2 separate regions of the Homo sapiens genome follow, and region 1 is linked to region 2. A link is an interaction called in ENCODE POLR2A ChIA-PET data of the cell type or tissue named here. Cell type or tissue: OCI-LY7. All regions are shown on one strand. Each heading gives the region's core, and the rest is flanking DNA. Links, peaks and the distances in the headings are about the cores only. Region 1 overlaps FOXP1 (forkhead box P1). Region 2 holds the start of MIR1284 (microRNA 1284).

The links. ChIA-PET counts read pairs that join two places held together with the same protein. Peaks named below come from ENCODE experiments on the same cell type or tissue, not always from the same donor. Only the 100,000 strongest peaks of a DNase experiment are listed, where the experiment ranks them.
Region 1: POLR2A ChIA-PET joins it to region 2 with 7 read pairs; 6 of 35 experiments call an interaction of 5 or more read pairs at or near these places.

The regions. Positions count from the first base shown.
Region 1 is chr3:71,484,197-71,491,263 of GRCh38, forward strand. The region is part of intron 3 of FOXP1 (forkhead box P1); the gene reads right to left. Among named protein-coding and RNA genes, the nearest start is that of MIR1284, 54 kb to the right of the region's middle. In OCI-LY7, for the core only: no CTCF peak of the experiment used is centred there; a DNase peak (open chromatin) is centred at 3,435.
Region 2 is chr3:71,540,123-71,547,189 of GRCh38, forward strand. The region is part of intron 2 of FOXP1 (forkhead box P1); the gene reads right to left. MIR1284 (microRNA 1284) reads right to left here and starts at 1,967; the gene lies at 1,848-1,967. In OCI-LY7, for the core only: no CTCF peak of the experiment used is centred there; DNase peaks (open chromatin) are centred at 2,599 and 3,439; H3K4me3 peaks cover 3,678 bases; H3K27ac peaks cover 4,000 bases.

The sequences.
Region 1 (7,067 bases), core at 950-4,949, 56 kb before region 2:
TGACTGAGTGTAATGGCTCCAAAGGAGACAGTACATTGATCAGTAAATAATACACGTCCCTTGAAACTGTCTAACTGCATATTTACACTTGTCAACTCTCATACACTTTGATGACAGAATTCTTTTTCAAACATCTAAGTAAAAACTCTAATACTTATTTTTAAAATGCTTTTAATAATCACAAAAAGCATACTTCAAGGATATGTAAGGTTTAAATTTCACCCACCAAATAGTGCCACCTGGAGCATTCATTGCTACATCCTCAATATTCTTGGTTTTATCAGGAAATTGGCAAAGTCTCAAAAAGGTTCAAATACAGTTACAAGCAGCATATATCTAACATTTGCAAGGTGTCAAGCACTGTATTAAGGACTTTTCACAGCCAATAGTGTGGATGACACCACTGTCCCCATTTGGCAGAAGAGAAAACTGAGGCTTGGAAGGAGTTGTGACATGGTCGGGGTTACGGTATTATTGAGTCCTGGGGCCAGGACCTGAGGCTATCCACTCAACTTCAGAGACCACACTCTCCCTAACCAGTCTAAGGGCCTGTGTCTCAGTGTGGGCCCGAAAGTCTGTATTTAATGCGCTTCCCAGGCAGTGCTGAGATGACACTTTGAAAAACACAAAACGTGGAGGTAAAGAAGAAAATCTGATGGGCCCTAAATTCAGGTCTCCTCTACAGCCCTCCAAACACTGCCCGTAGGAAGATTACAGATAAAAATCTATAACACACGTATTATAGCCCTTGGCATGTCATACATACTCAACTATGACAACTGCCATCATTTTATAAGTTACTTGGGGACTGCTGGTATGTCAGGTTAAAGACATTGTATCTGTATTGTCCAGTAAATTACTCCTGGACAAAATGGGCTGATGAGGTCAGCATCTCCTTGCCCTAAGACCCCATATCAATTAAATTATACTGGCAGCTGAGGGCCAGCAGGTGTTGGGTAGAGGACAGGGGTGCAGAGGCCTGGTTCTATCCTGCCTGTGATTGGTTTATCAACGACTAGATTAGACAGTGAGCTAGATAAGCCTCTCATCTCCCCAATATCCCTTTTATACAATAAAAGTGGTCAAAAATATTTAAAAGTAGAGAAAATAGTAAACCCCCTTATATCCATCACCTAGATTCTAGATTTATCAAGCTTCTGCCCCAACATTTTTTCTTATTTTCTGAAGATTCATAAAGGAACTTGCAACTGACATGTCATTTCACTCTTAGATAATTCAATATGCAACTTTTTAAAACAGGGAGAAAAAAGTTCCCTGAATAATAACTGAGGCTGGAAGCGATGGCTCACGCCTGTAATCCCAGCACTTTGGGAGGCCAAGGCGGGCAGATCACCTGAGGTCAGGAGTTCAAGACCAGCCTGGCCAACATGGTGAAACCCCATCTCTACTAAAAATACAAAAATTAGCCAGGTGTGATGGCGTGTACCTTTAATCCCAGCTACTAGGGAGGCTGAGGCAGGAGAATCGCTTGAACCTGGGAGGCAGAGGTTGCAGTGAGCCAAGATCATACCACATACCACTCCACTCCAGCTTAGACAACAAAGAGACTCCATCAAAAAAAAAAAAAAAAGAACCACAGAAATAATGCAGTGTTGAATCCAGTGGCATGACTCTGGGGAGATTTTTTTCAACTGAGGAAAAAGCCAGGAGGTGAGGAATATTTTGGAGAAAATTTTTGGAGGAAGCCATTCCCTTTTACATTGCTGCCTCTATAAAAATCTTGCAGATGAAGCTGCTGTTTTAAATAAGTCAGATTCCACCTCTTTCACAAAGACAAGTATAAACTACAAAATCTTCTCTGCCTAAATCAAAAAGACCTTAAAGAACCACGGAATCTATTCAAAGATGAGGAAGTAGCATGTCCTCATGGTTAAGACAAAGGTTTTGAAATTGGCCCAACTTGGAATAAAACCCACTTCTCACTCTTGCTATGCAATTCTGAGCAGGTGACTTATGCACTAACCTTCTCTCTTCTCAACATTAAAACCAGAATAATACCTAGAACACAGAGATGTTGTTAAGGTTCAATAAGATAAGCAAGGTGATACTTGAACCAACATAGGAAAAGTAAGTGCCTGATGAATAGCTCTCTAATTATTTGTTATAAATATTACTAAAATCTGATCGAATACAGAAGGAATAAAAAGATTTTATCTCATGAGCCTATTCCAATCCATTGGATGGTGCTACATAGAATATCTGTAGGGAAAAATCCAAAAGCCACCATCAGAACAGGCCTGCTGTTTCGGGGGCCTGCTGATTTTGTCACCCTTAATCAAAGTCAACCGTATCATCCTATTATTACGGGCCAAGAGGGTAACAATTCACGTGTTCACCACAGTCACTCTTCCGCACTCTGCTTTTCATGACCAAAAGAAATAATAATATGCAACATATTGAAATAAAATTAAAATGTACATTAGCTAAATGATAGCTTATATGTACTAATTGCTTACTTTTCTTGAAGACAGAATAAAATGACGGCAATTCTCAACAGGCAGCTCAGCAGCCTGCATATAAACTGAATGGAAATTTCCTTCTCTTTGCTTCTGTGCATTACTTGAACCAACTTAACAGAAAACAGAATATTTTCAAAAACAACATGCAATGGAGTTTAAGTTCCTAGAATTTTACATCACGGAAGATATCATTTGAAATATAATAGCTAAATGCCTTCCTCCCTGGTACAGCTTGCTTTGGTGTATTGATAAGAAGTAAGATTAATATGCAAAAGGAAAATGTAAGAAACTTGCCCTGCACCGGTCAGCACCCGGCATGTATGTGCCTCTCCCTATGAGAAAGCAACTGCACCCAGAGAGTGAAAGTCTGGGTTTGGCTCTCACATCACCACTTCCTTGCTATGTTAGAGCCTCAGTTGATACACAGGTAAAAAGAGAGCGACATAGACTCATTCTCGTCTTTTCCAAAGTTACGCAAATTGAAAAAAAAAACACTACAAAACTATAATATTTCACAGACATAACACAAAAACCAGTTGAAGGGTAGAAAATAAACTACCTAACAAGTCAATGTGGTGCACACATATTGCCCAGGCTGGTCTCAAACTCCCGGCCTCAAGCAATCCTCCCACCTTGGCTTCCCAGTGTTGGGATTACGGGCATGAGCCACAGCACCCAGCCCAGATTCTTTCATTAATATGTGAAATATGGACTGTTTAAAAACTGTCTGCCAGATATTAGGGTAAGTACTGGGTATACAAAGGCAAACTGCAAAGATCGCTCAAAAGCCCCGGCCTTATACCTTATACACTGCATTGTAAATGTAAATGGTGACTCTGTAAGCCTGCCTACAAGAATTTAGGTGGAATAATTCTGAGGCCACATCTACACTCAGTAAAGGAAAGAATATGACCAATTCAATGATGTCTGCCAAGGCACAGGATGGGCACAGAAAAGGGGAACTATAAAATCGAAAGTGTGTCAAGAATGTTTGCCACCTCTAATTTAGCCAAAAGGTTTGATGTTTTGTGTAGGTATCATGTGAACGAAAGTCTGCCCAATACATTAAAAGTTTATGGTGAATTTGTATGTCCAGAAAAATGTGTGTATAATCCCGTAAGGGGCTTAGAGAGGAATGGAAAATACATGCAATATAAATGCAGATTACCTTTATTACAAAGTTGGATCATATTCTCATTCCTAGACTAATTTCCTATATCATAAAACCTATATTCAATTTTATAAATAGCATACACCAAGAATCATAAATTCAGTTAATGCAGAAATTTAACAGATTTTTTTTTAATAAAAGTGAGAAAAGGCTGTTTTAGAGCAAATATCTGAAAGGACAGAAAGGGTTCTTTCTTTGAAGATATGTTTTTCCCTTTGACTCTACCTCCTTAGGGACCTAACCAGAGAAGAAATAAATTTCACAGCTAATATATATGAAGTAACATGTTTAACATTATCCAATGAATTTATATCTATCTACACTATATAAATTTATCTCACATAAACTGTCACCTCCAATAGAATTCATTAAAACAATGTTACAGCTTCTGAATTAAATGCAATCTTCTAATTGGAATTTAATCTTAAAATAGGAGTTGGGGGGTTTATTTTTTAATTGACAAATGGAATAATTCATTAGTTTGTCTTACAGTTCTGTCTGAAGAACTTAAAAGTAAATTTGACACAGGGATGGGCTGGCTACTGCTGTGTGGTACTAGGGAACTGGGGTGGGGGTGTGGAGGTTCTTTCATCAGCTGCTGAACACCTCCTGCTGCTTATGGGCAGGAAGGGATGGACACTGTCTCTCACCATCCTGAATTACTACATTACTAATATATTCCATTACCTCCACGTAAATGTCATGTTAATTTCTGATCTTCATCAAGCCAGACAATGGTTTCCACCTTGGCCCCTAGCCAGTTAGCTATGTGGAAAATATTTAGCCAATTACATTACTTGTATTGGGTTAGGAACTGGAGAGAAAGGCAAAATAAACGCATCGAAAATACTTCACAGATAAAATGTAAGTTGACACTGTCTTCGCATGCGGGAGCCCGAGTGATACAATCTGATAGGCAGCTGCCAGCACTCATAACTGCTTATTAAATCTAGCCTCTCTTTATGGTGTGAGTGAAGATCTGTATTTTTACCAATATTAGGTTCATTGTGTTATGAAAGAGACCAAAATACTTAAGATCATTCGCTCCAGCTTATAAAACATATTATGTAGTTTATTAAATTGTTAAAATTACTTTTCAAAGTCAAAATTCCAGAGACTGGAAGTTTAAGCACAACACCGTGGGCTGGCCCCCTGACAGGCTGCAGCACATGGCAGACCAGAAAGGAACCCTGTCGGCTGGCTCTCCTGGCCCAAGGTACCTGCCAGCTGCACATACCTTCTGGAAGCTGCGCCACCACCGCCCCACCCCAAAACCGGTCACGGAAAGTCCATATTCTCGAGTTTTATTTTAAAAAGAAAGGAACTCCCAGCCAAAAAAGTAGCCCTTCACCAAGTCTTCGGTGAGAAGGATGCATTTCCCTTGTTTTTGTCTCTTCCTAGTAAGTCAAAAGGTAGCAATTTGATTATGAGAGACATCAAAAGAGGAAGGCTGGGCAAATAAGGGAAAACAGTTGTAAGCAAATAACACATAACAATGAATGTTGCGTGACGCTTATGTCTTTTCACCAGATCTACCAGCAAGGGACAACCTAGTGGTAGAGACGATGCAATGACAGAGCAGAGACAGACGAACAAACCAACACATTCGCCATCTCTAGTCAGCCCTTCTCAAAACAACTCTATGCAAATGCAAATTGCTATGATCACATTTATTAATAACACTGTGGCTAACTGCCGATTAAATATGCAGCAGGCATTGCCAGCCTTCACTCTGGAAGTCCTGTGATGTGCATCCTATAGGTACCAGTGTCAACTAAAGCTTCACACCAGGAAACAGGAGCCAACTCTGACTCCTTCCTGGTGAACGGTGGCATTAAATAACCACAGCACAAAGAGAGATACGAAGTGCTCAGCCCTTCTTTCGCTGTCTCCTGCCTCTAAGTTAATTTATTATGCAAGCATGGTTACCGCCGGCATCAATCGAGTACATTACCCGTCTTCTGACCTTAAAAAGTTGGCCATAATGATCTATCTGTGCAAACCTTTTATTTCATGGTTTCGTTTCCTTGTGTTTGAGTGAAGCAATCTGTTGTTCTGGATGCCTACCTCTGTAACTCTGACCCTGGTCTACCAGGAGGACACTTACCATGAAACACTTCACTCAGAATTAGAGTTTATTTCAAGCCTAAAGACTCCAAATTGTCAGCTGTAACAATTAATTGGTGCTTCTTTTGGTTGTTCAATAAACTGTAAAGTTCTAAAAGGCACAGGACTGTGAATAAATGTTTGACAATGGAATGACTAACTATCAGATGCATAATGCACGGAAGGCCAGTCACTGCAGCACAGAGGAAGAGAGTGAGTCCTTTGAGCAAGCCTTGGAAATGCACCTTGAGAAAAAAATGGGGCCAGGCACAGTGCCTCACACCTGTAATCCTAGAACTTTGGGAGGCTCAGGTGGACAGATCACCTGAGGTCAGGAGTTCGAGACCAGCCTGGCCAACATAATTAAACCCTGTCTCTACTAAAAGATACAAAAATTAGCTGGGTGTGGTGGTGGGCACCTGCAATCCCAGCTAATTGGGAGGCTGAGGGAGGAGAATCACTTGAACCCAGGAAGTGGAGGTTGCAGTGAGCTGAGATTGTGCCATTGCATTCCAGCCTGGGTGACAAGAGCAAAACTCTGTCTTAAAAAAAAAAAATGGGAGGAGAATAGAAAATCAGAACATATGGTCCAGCTCACAGGATTTCAGGCACCTCTACCTTCTACTAAAAATACTGAGAAGGGAAGTTTTTTAAAGTCTGATAAATACTAAGAACTGCCTTATTTACAAAAATTCTAGTATTCCACTAGGCCTAAAAGAACATTTTTTTCAAAACAGATATCATTTTCATTATAGTTCTTCAGATGGATTTTTCAAATAATGGGCCAAATCCAATTGAAATTAATGAATAAAATGAGCCTCATCTTCAACAAATCCATTCATGTGGTTTTGTTAAATTTCATATATCAATTTTGTAATAGTGAGATTGAGTCAGACTCTCTCAATACCAAAGACAGAGATGACAGGTAACCAAAAACCTGAGTTTGTTGTTATTTCAATACCTTCAGAATTCTAACCCCTTTGATGAATTCTCATGTGTATATGAAACAGACCGAGGCTTTGTTCTCAACTCTACCTGAATTCCTAAAGATATGACTTTTTTTATTATTATTATTATTTTGAGACGGAGTCTCACTTTCTCAACCAGGCTGGAGTGCAGTGGCACGATCTCAGCTCACTGCAACCTCCACCTCCTGGGTTCAAGGAATTCTCCTGTCTCAGCCTCTCAAGTAGCTGGGAGTACAGGCACCCACCACCACGCCCAGCTAACTTTTGTATTTTTGGGAGGGATGAGGTTGCACCATATTGGTCAGGCTGGTCTTGAACTCCTGACCTTAGGTGACCTACCCA
Region 2 (7,067 bases), core at 1,033-5,032:
ACGATAATGAGGCAAAATATTCTCAAGCATGACACAAGTTTGGTGAGGGCCCCTGCCAGGTGACAAATCCCCTTTAGTCTTTCCCAGCTAGAAAGTTCAAGACAATGTCACTAGACAAGGAAGAGAATAAGAGTAAGCAGGAGAGGAAGCACCTGAGCTTTTTGCAAACAGCACTGGTCCGCCAGACAATGATGTAAACAACGTCTAATGACACCCAAAGGTAAAACAAGAAATGCTGCAGAAGGTGCTAGAAAAGAAAGAGTGAAGGGGGGACAAGAAGGGTGAGAAACACAAACCAATCTACAGGAGAAAAATGTTGAAACTCAAGGCTAAATATGGCATTTATCACTACTTTCCTTTGTTGTCAAGGGTAACAGATAATCAATTAAAATAATAAACTTTCGTTAAGGACAAGAATACTGTATGTGCTGCAGGGGCACCATGCTAAGTGTCTCATGTACATAATCTCATTAACTTCTTGGGACAACCTTAAGGCAAGTATTATTATCATCACGATTCTAGAGCAGGGACAACAGAGACCTGGAGATGTCAGGGTAATTCACCTAAGGCCTCGCTTCTCCAAACTGCCACCGTTGGCATTTAAACCCAGGTCTCCTGACTCCAAATGTGTGCACTATGCTGAATATGTATGAATACAGACATACACGCATATTGTGTACACTTACAAGTGTAGCAAATATCCAGTGCCCTAATATGGTGGTGAATATGTTTAGTTACTAATGTGAATCCAAACACCAATGAAAGATTAGAAGGAAACAAGGTTTTTAGGACCACAAGTTAAAGAGGTAGGAGAACATTAACAAAAAGGTTACAAATATCTTGCCATTAAAACCCCACAAACCATGAAGCCTGAGATTCCATTGTTTCCTGCAGCCACTGAGGCAATGCTGGCTTTGAGTCCTGAATCTGTCTCAACCGTGGTATGTAACTTTGGACAAGTCCCTTCTTTTAGCAAACTGCACTGCCCTAATTTATAAGGCCATTGCCAAGTCTAGGATTCTACCAATTCATGCTTTTTCCAAGCTTTCAATTATTAGGTAATCAACTTTCATCGCACACCTATTTACACCTTTACCAAACTCACTGGTCAATTATAATTCTCAGTCCCTGTTAAAAGAGAAGAATAATATTTGGGCATATGTAGACATACCCTAGAAGAGAAAAGCATTTTTTAATGAAAATAAAAAAAGAAGGGTATGGGAGTTGGGTGGAGAGATTTACTCTGATAAAGTACATCTTGAGCCCTTTCTTTCCTGGCTGGTCCATATTTCTAAATCATTTCCTTGCTTTCACATAGTAAATTTTCTGCTAGATGTCTAGATATGCTGGAGATCAGGTTACAGTGTGAAGGACAAAAGATAAAAACAATCTGCATACTTCCATCTGGCTCTTCAGAACAAAGTCTAGAGACTTGAAATGTGAGGAGAGAAGCATGCTACTCTAGCTGCACAACAGATACAGCAAAATGTCACAGAAACAAATCTTTCAAGAGAATCCGAGATGCTGGAATGCGTATTTCACCAGAATTTACTCCGAGAGCATTAAAAAAAAAAAGTTAAGGCTCAGATACTGAACACAATGTTGCCTCTGTTACAAGAAGATGAAAAGTTGAAACAGACCAATGCATTAGAAAGTCCATACTGTACTGCAGAGATGCTATTCTTATTGCTGTCAAAAGACTCCTGGTTTTAAAACAAACAAAAAAACACCTTCTAGATTATTTATTCAGACGGTCTTGCCTAGTTTTTAGGACTCAAAAGTCAACACTCGAGGTTTGACTCTGGTCAAACTACTCCTTTGCCACATGGCATCACGCCGCGCGAGACAGATTTTCAGTATGAAAGAAACCAGCAGTTTCCAATACAAACATGGGCTTTCCAATATATAAAATTTAAGAAAAGCCAGGGTCTGTATAGAAAACATTAAACTGGCTTATATATCAAAATCATGAGGTTTAAGCAGAAATGCAGCATTAAAATAATTTACAAAATGGCTCAACAATGAACATTTTCCTCTGTGAAAAAAACAACACCCTTAATGTTTTTCATATGGCACATAAATTTTACAATACCTGCAGGAATATTTTCATTGGTTAAACCAACACCATAGGTCTTTTTAGCTCTTAAGCATATTACGATTCTTGCCTTTTTATGGCATTTTTGTTGTTGTTTGCACCCAATGTAATAAGCTTTTGAGAACAAGAAACAAACCACAATAAAAAGAAAAAAGAACTACCCCTTTGTAACTGCAACTTTCACAAGAGGGGTGGGGGAGCAGAGCGATCGAAATCTCGTTTTTATAGCTGCTATCTTGATGCAATTAGTGTAAAATAATTGTCTGCACAGGCCAAAGTAGAGGCTAAGTTGAGGCACTTGAGTGCATTCCCGAAAATGATTTCCCTGCCTCTTCCTTCAGCCTGCTGCAGCAGATGTTGGCTGTTAAGCCGCACAGACGACACAGTTCATGACTTTTCTAAGACGGCTGTGTGCCACATCTGCAGTTGATGAAATGGAGAGCAGAAGTGTGGCAGACACACAGAGGAGAGTGTGAGCGAGGCAGGCAGGCGCAGGCTGGGCCAAAGGAACTGTCTTGAAGGCTGGCCTAAAAATAGACACATACTCACACTCCTCCCTCCGCAGCCAGCTCATAAAACCCGGCCTGCCTGTCCTATTATGGAGTCAGCCTATGGCAGACACTTCCTGCATCCAGCTTGGGCTGCAGATAACACAAAAGCATGGAGGCAAGAGTGGAGGGGAGCAGGCGGTGTAGCATCCTCAAACTGCAGCTTCGCTCTCCGAGCCTCGGTATAACTGGGCTGTGGTCCAAGTTCAGCTGGGCCCCCAGAGAAAGGCAATGCTTGTGTTTAGCCCGCACAATACTGACATAACATTAACAGATTTACATATGCAAAACTGTGAAGCAACAGGCATTCCCCCTCAATTGACCCACAGCTTGTAGTGTCTGCCGAGTTATTCCCCGCTTCGGCTCTGTAACCAAGTGGGCGGCATGCGAATACCATCTGGGTACCACTTATTGAAAACTGGCAGTCGCTCTGTAATAGGCAAGCTGGCAATAAGAGGGAAGGGAATAAATTGCATCATTTAGTTAACATCCACTTGCTTTGCGGCTGTTAAAAAACCATGACTGAATAATAATTTGGTTATTTCTTTTGCCAGAAACTGCTGTCAGCCAAATTGTACTACGCACGCTGCAGAAGTCGACTTGCAAAATTTCCACTTGAGAAGGGACTGAGGAGGATTGGGGCAAAATGGGCACCAACCTCTGGCTGTTAGCAGTGGCGACTCCTGCTGCACAGTGGCTCTGTGTCCTCCAAGTGTCATCATCCCAAATGTAGTTGACACCAAGCCCTGGTTAGCCACCTGGCCATGCTGAGCCCCAGCACCAAGCTGTGATGTGTGGTAACACCCTCAAGCAGCTCAGATCCAAGGGTGTATGTGACAAGTGGCATCTACGTGACTCTCAGCTAGCCGTGGAGGCACATGTGGCCAAGCAAAGCTTGAGCTGACATCCCCCAGTTTCTGCCTCAAAACAGAGTGGGGAAGCAGGTCCACAGAAAGCCTGAGAGCTGCAGGCCTATATCCCTCTACTTCTGTGCCTGGAGCAGGCAGACTGAATCATTTCTTTCTGGTTTACTCACCTGCTTTCAAATACAACTAACAAAGAAAGTGACAGAAACCTTAGACCACCACATAAAGGTAGAAGTGATCTTCATTCAGTAAAACCCATGTGTTTGAAGTGGTTCTCTTTTGAATATATTTGTAAAGATATGAAATTCTCTTATTTACTATATGCTGTGCCTGTGTGTGTTTACACACTATATATACACATATACACACATGTATGTGTGTATACACACATATACACACATATACACACATATATGTGTGTATACACATACATATACACACATATATGTGTGTATTTCTATTACTTTCCTTTACTATGTCTTTTAGGAAAATCAGAGCCGAATACATACAAGTGACCAATGCCGTAGCAGTATTAAAAAGATATAAGTACTTAAAAGATATAAATAAAAATATATAAATCCTTCTATAAAGGTTAGAAATATTTTATGATATAAATCCAGTTATAAAATATGTATTTATTTCTTTTAATAATTTATATCATCTATAAACTGCTATAGCATTGGTCAATTACATATATTTCCACTTTGACTTTTTAAAAAGATGTATCAAAGGAAAGTAAAGAAATGGAAAAAAAAAAAAAGGAAAATTTGGAACAAAAAAAAGGAAAAAGCAGGAAAGACTAGACAGACTCTGCTGATCGTGGAAGTACTACAAGTGAACAAAGTTTGATCAAATTCAAAGAAAAAAGGAAGATGAGAACATTTGCAGTGACACCAATGGCAAAAACATACGTTTCCAAAATCCAAACCTGAAGCACTTGGGAAGGAATGGCTAAACAATCTTTCAAAGCCCAAGACATTTAAAGACCACTCCATTTTATATGTGGGGTGGTCTTTCTGAAAAATAACACAGTTGGCTGGTCATGCATTAAAATAAGCAGAATATGATCACAAAGAGGTAAGAGAGACAAAGGAGACAAGACCAAATCGTCATGTATTTTACAAATCACAACTGTTGTAAGTTACCATATGATTAAGTGAAACTTGGATAATAGTTCTTTTCCAGGCAATGAGGGTAGTCAAGAAAGATAATAGGGCTTTTTTTTTCCAGATTCAGCTTATGATTGTAATCTCACCTTGCTCTAAACAGCTTAGAAGGCAAAGAAAAGACAAAGTCAATTCTGTATCTAGAGACATAAAAAAATGTTAAGACTGTAAAGCAATACGCTGAATTTGCTTCTTGAAAGGATGAGAAAGAAAATGATATTTCCAAGTCACCACGCTTGCAGTCTGTTAAAAGGAAGCAAAATAGCGATTTTAACCAGGACCATGGGTGGTAAAACAATTTTTTTTTTATTAAAAATAACCATTTTATTTACACATGTACATGCGCGCATATGCTCCCTGAAAAAAATCAGCATGCTGTCATGGAAATACCACTGGTCTGAGGGAGAGAAGGACTGGTTTTCACCAAAGCTCAGCCACTTTCTAGTTGAGTAAGTGACCTTGGGTAAGTCACAGTTTGTCTGGGCCTAATTTTCTTTTCTTTGGGAAATAGTGATATGTAACAAAGCAGTGTTAGAATTTCCCAAATCTGAGAGAAATAATGGTTTTCCTAATAGCTCTTTATTGCACATTTATCATTCCAAAATGTAAATCCATCCTATGAAAATAAATGAATCAGAGTTACACAAGATTTCAAAATTACTCTCATTTTACTTTGCAAATTACACTTAGGGTAAATATTGATGGGGTTTTGTTTGTTTTTAAAAATACACATGCTGAAGGACTGAACTGCCTTATGCAAATATTTATCTTCTAGAACATTATATGCTCCTTAATGTTTGTTTAAAATCCTAAAAGTTTTCAGTAACTGCAAGATTTCTATTTAATATGCAATTCCATAATAAATAGCTATAATATAAATTTAACCTATATATATCGTTTTCGCAATAGGTAGGAACCAAAAGTAAAAGTCTGAAGAACCTACAACCCAAATATGATGTAAGCCAGCTTAAGATTTTGGAAAATATTACATTCCTAGAAAACAGATTTTTAAGCTATTGCCATGTCCCTTTTGTTGCTGCATATTTAAAAGTAATCACACTCTCCCTGGTTTTCACTGTTTTATTCATCTTAAGCTCCTCTACCAGTGAACCATGGGCACAGGTTTCCAGAAATCACTTTAAATGTTGCATATATCCTGGCAAAAGTCCAAAATTCTAGCCAACATCAGTATTTTCGAGTTAACCTTAATCAACTCTATTGCCTTTCAAAAGTGGAGACAATGCACTTGACCCTTGTTCCATGGAGTATGTGTGTGTGGCTTTTCCCCAGGAGGGGTCATGGATTTGCATTAATCCATACAACACCTTCCCCCACCCACCTCCCCACACTCCAACATCCAACTGCAGACATTCACAAGCCAGCTGGCGAGGGTTAGTGGTCGGTGGCCAGGTAAGAGAGTGAAGGTAACTGGTCCACAAGAGGCAGGAATTCCCACTTTGGCCTCATTAGCAGCAGGGCCAAGCAGCCAAGGCTAAAGTTAACATTCACGAAATACACCTGGCTAATCTTGTAAAGAATAAAGATTTGCTCATTAACTGAGCTTAGAGAAAGGTGTGACCCACAAAACCGAAGAGCTATTTTCAGGTCCTTAATGGTCCAAATTTCGTGATCAAGTTACAAATTCCATGTGGTTCTTCATAAGGTCCCTTTAAGAAACTTTTCGATGATGGAACAGTGGAGCCTCTGGCCATGTCATTCATATACACACAGAGATGCACAAACACCTACCCACCACTTCTATGATGCAGGGTTGAATAAAGCTTAATGGAAGTTAACCTTCTAGCCTGGGTGCAAGATACCCAACCACCGAGATGCTGTTCATCAGGTACCCCAATGCAGCGAAGCACACCTCCAAAGCCTTGCTGAATGGCACTAGCACCAGTGCCACTCCTTGCTCATTTCTAAGAGGCTCCTGGACAGTGAAGTCAGGGAGCTGCCTAGCCTCTGCAGCCCACTCTAAACGGACGATGATTTGCTGATGGTGATTTCTCCTGCAAGGACTACCCAGAGCCACTAATGGAGGCAAGCGCTGGCTTGTTGCTTGAGCTTTCATCTGAAAATAAAACTGAAGGGTCAATTTTCATCATGAGCTTGAGAAAAGAAGGAAATTGCAAAGAAAGGAAGGGGAGAGAGACAGAGACACAGAGAGGAAGAGAGAAAGGAAGGAAGGCAATTGCTTGCTACGAAGACAAAACAAATTGTGAAATCTAGAAATAAATACTCAGGGCTGAATTCTAACACAACTGTCACTGCTGTCAGTTTTAGGAAATAAAACTCTTATGAAATACAAAAAGGTTCAAGGGGGAATTCAATCTATCTGAGTTTTACATAAACTAAAAATTACAGGTTTCTGAAACAGTTGGGATTAGCA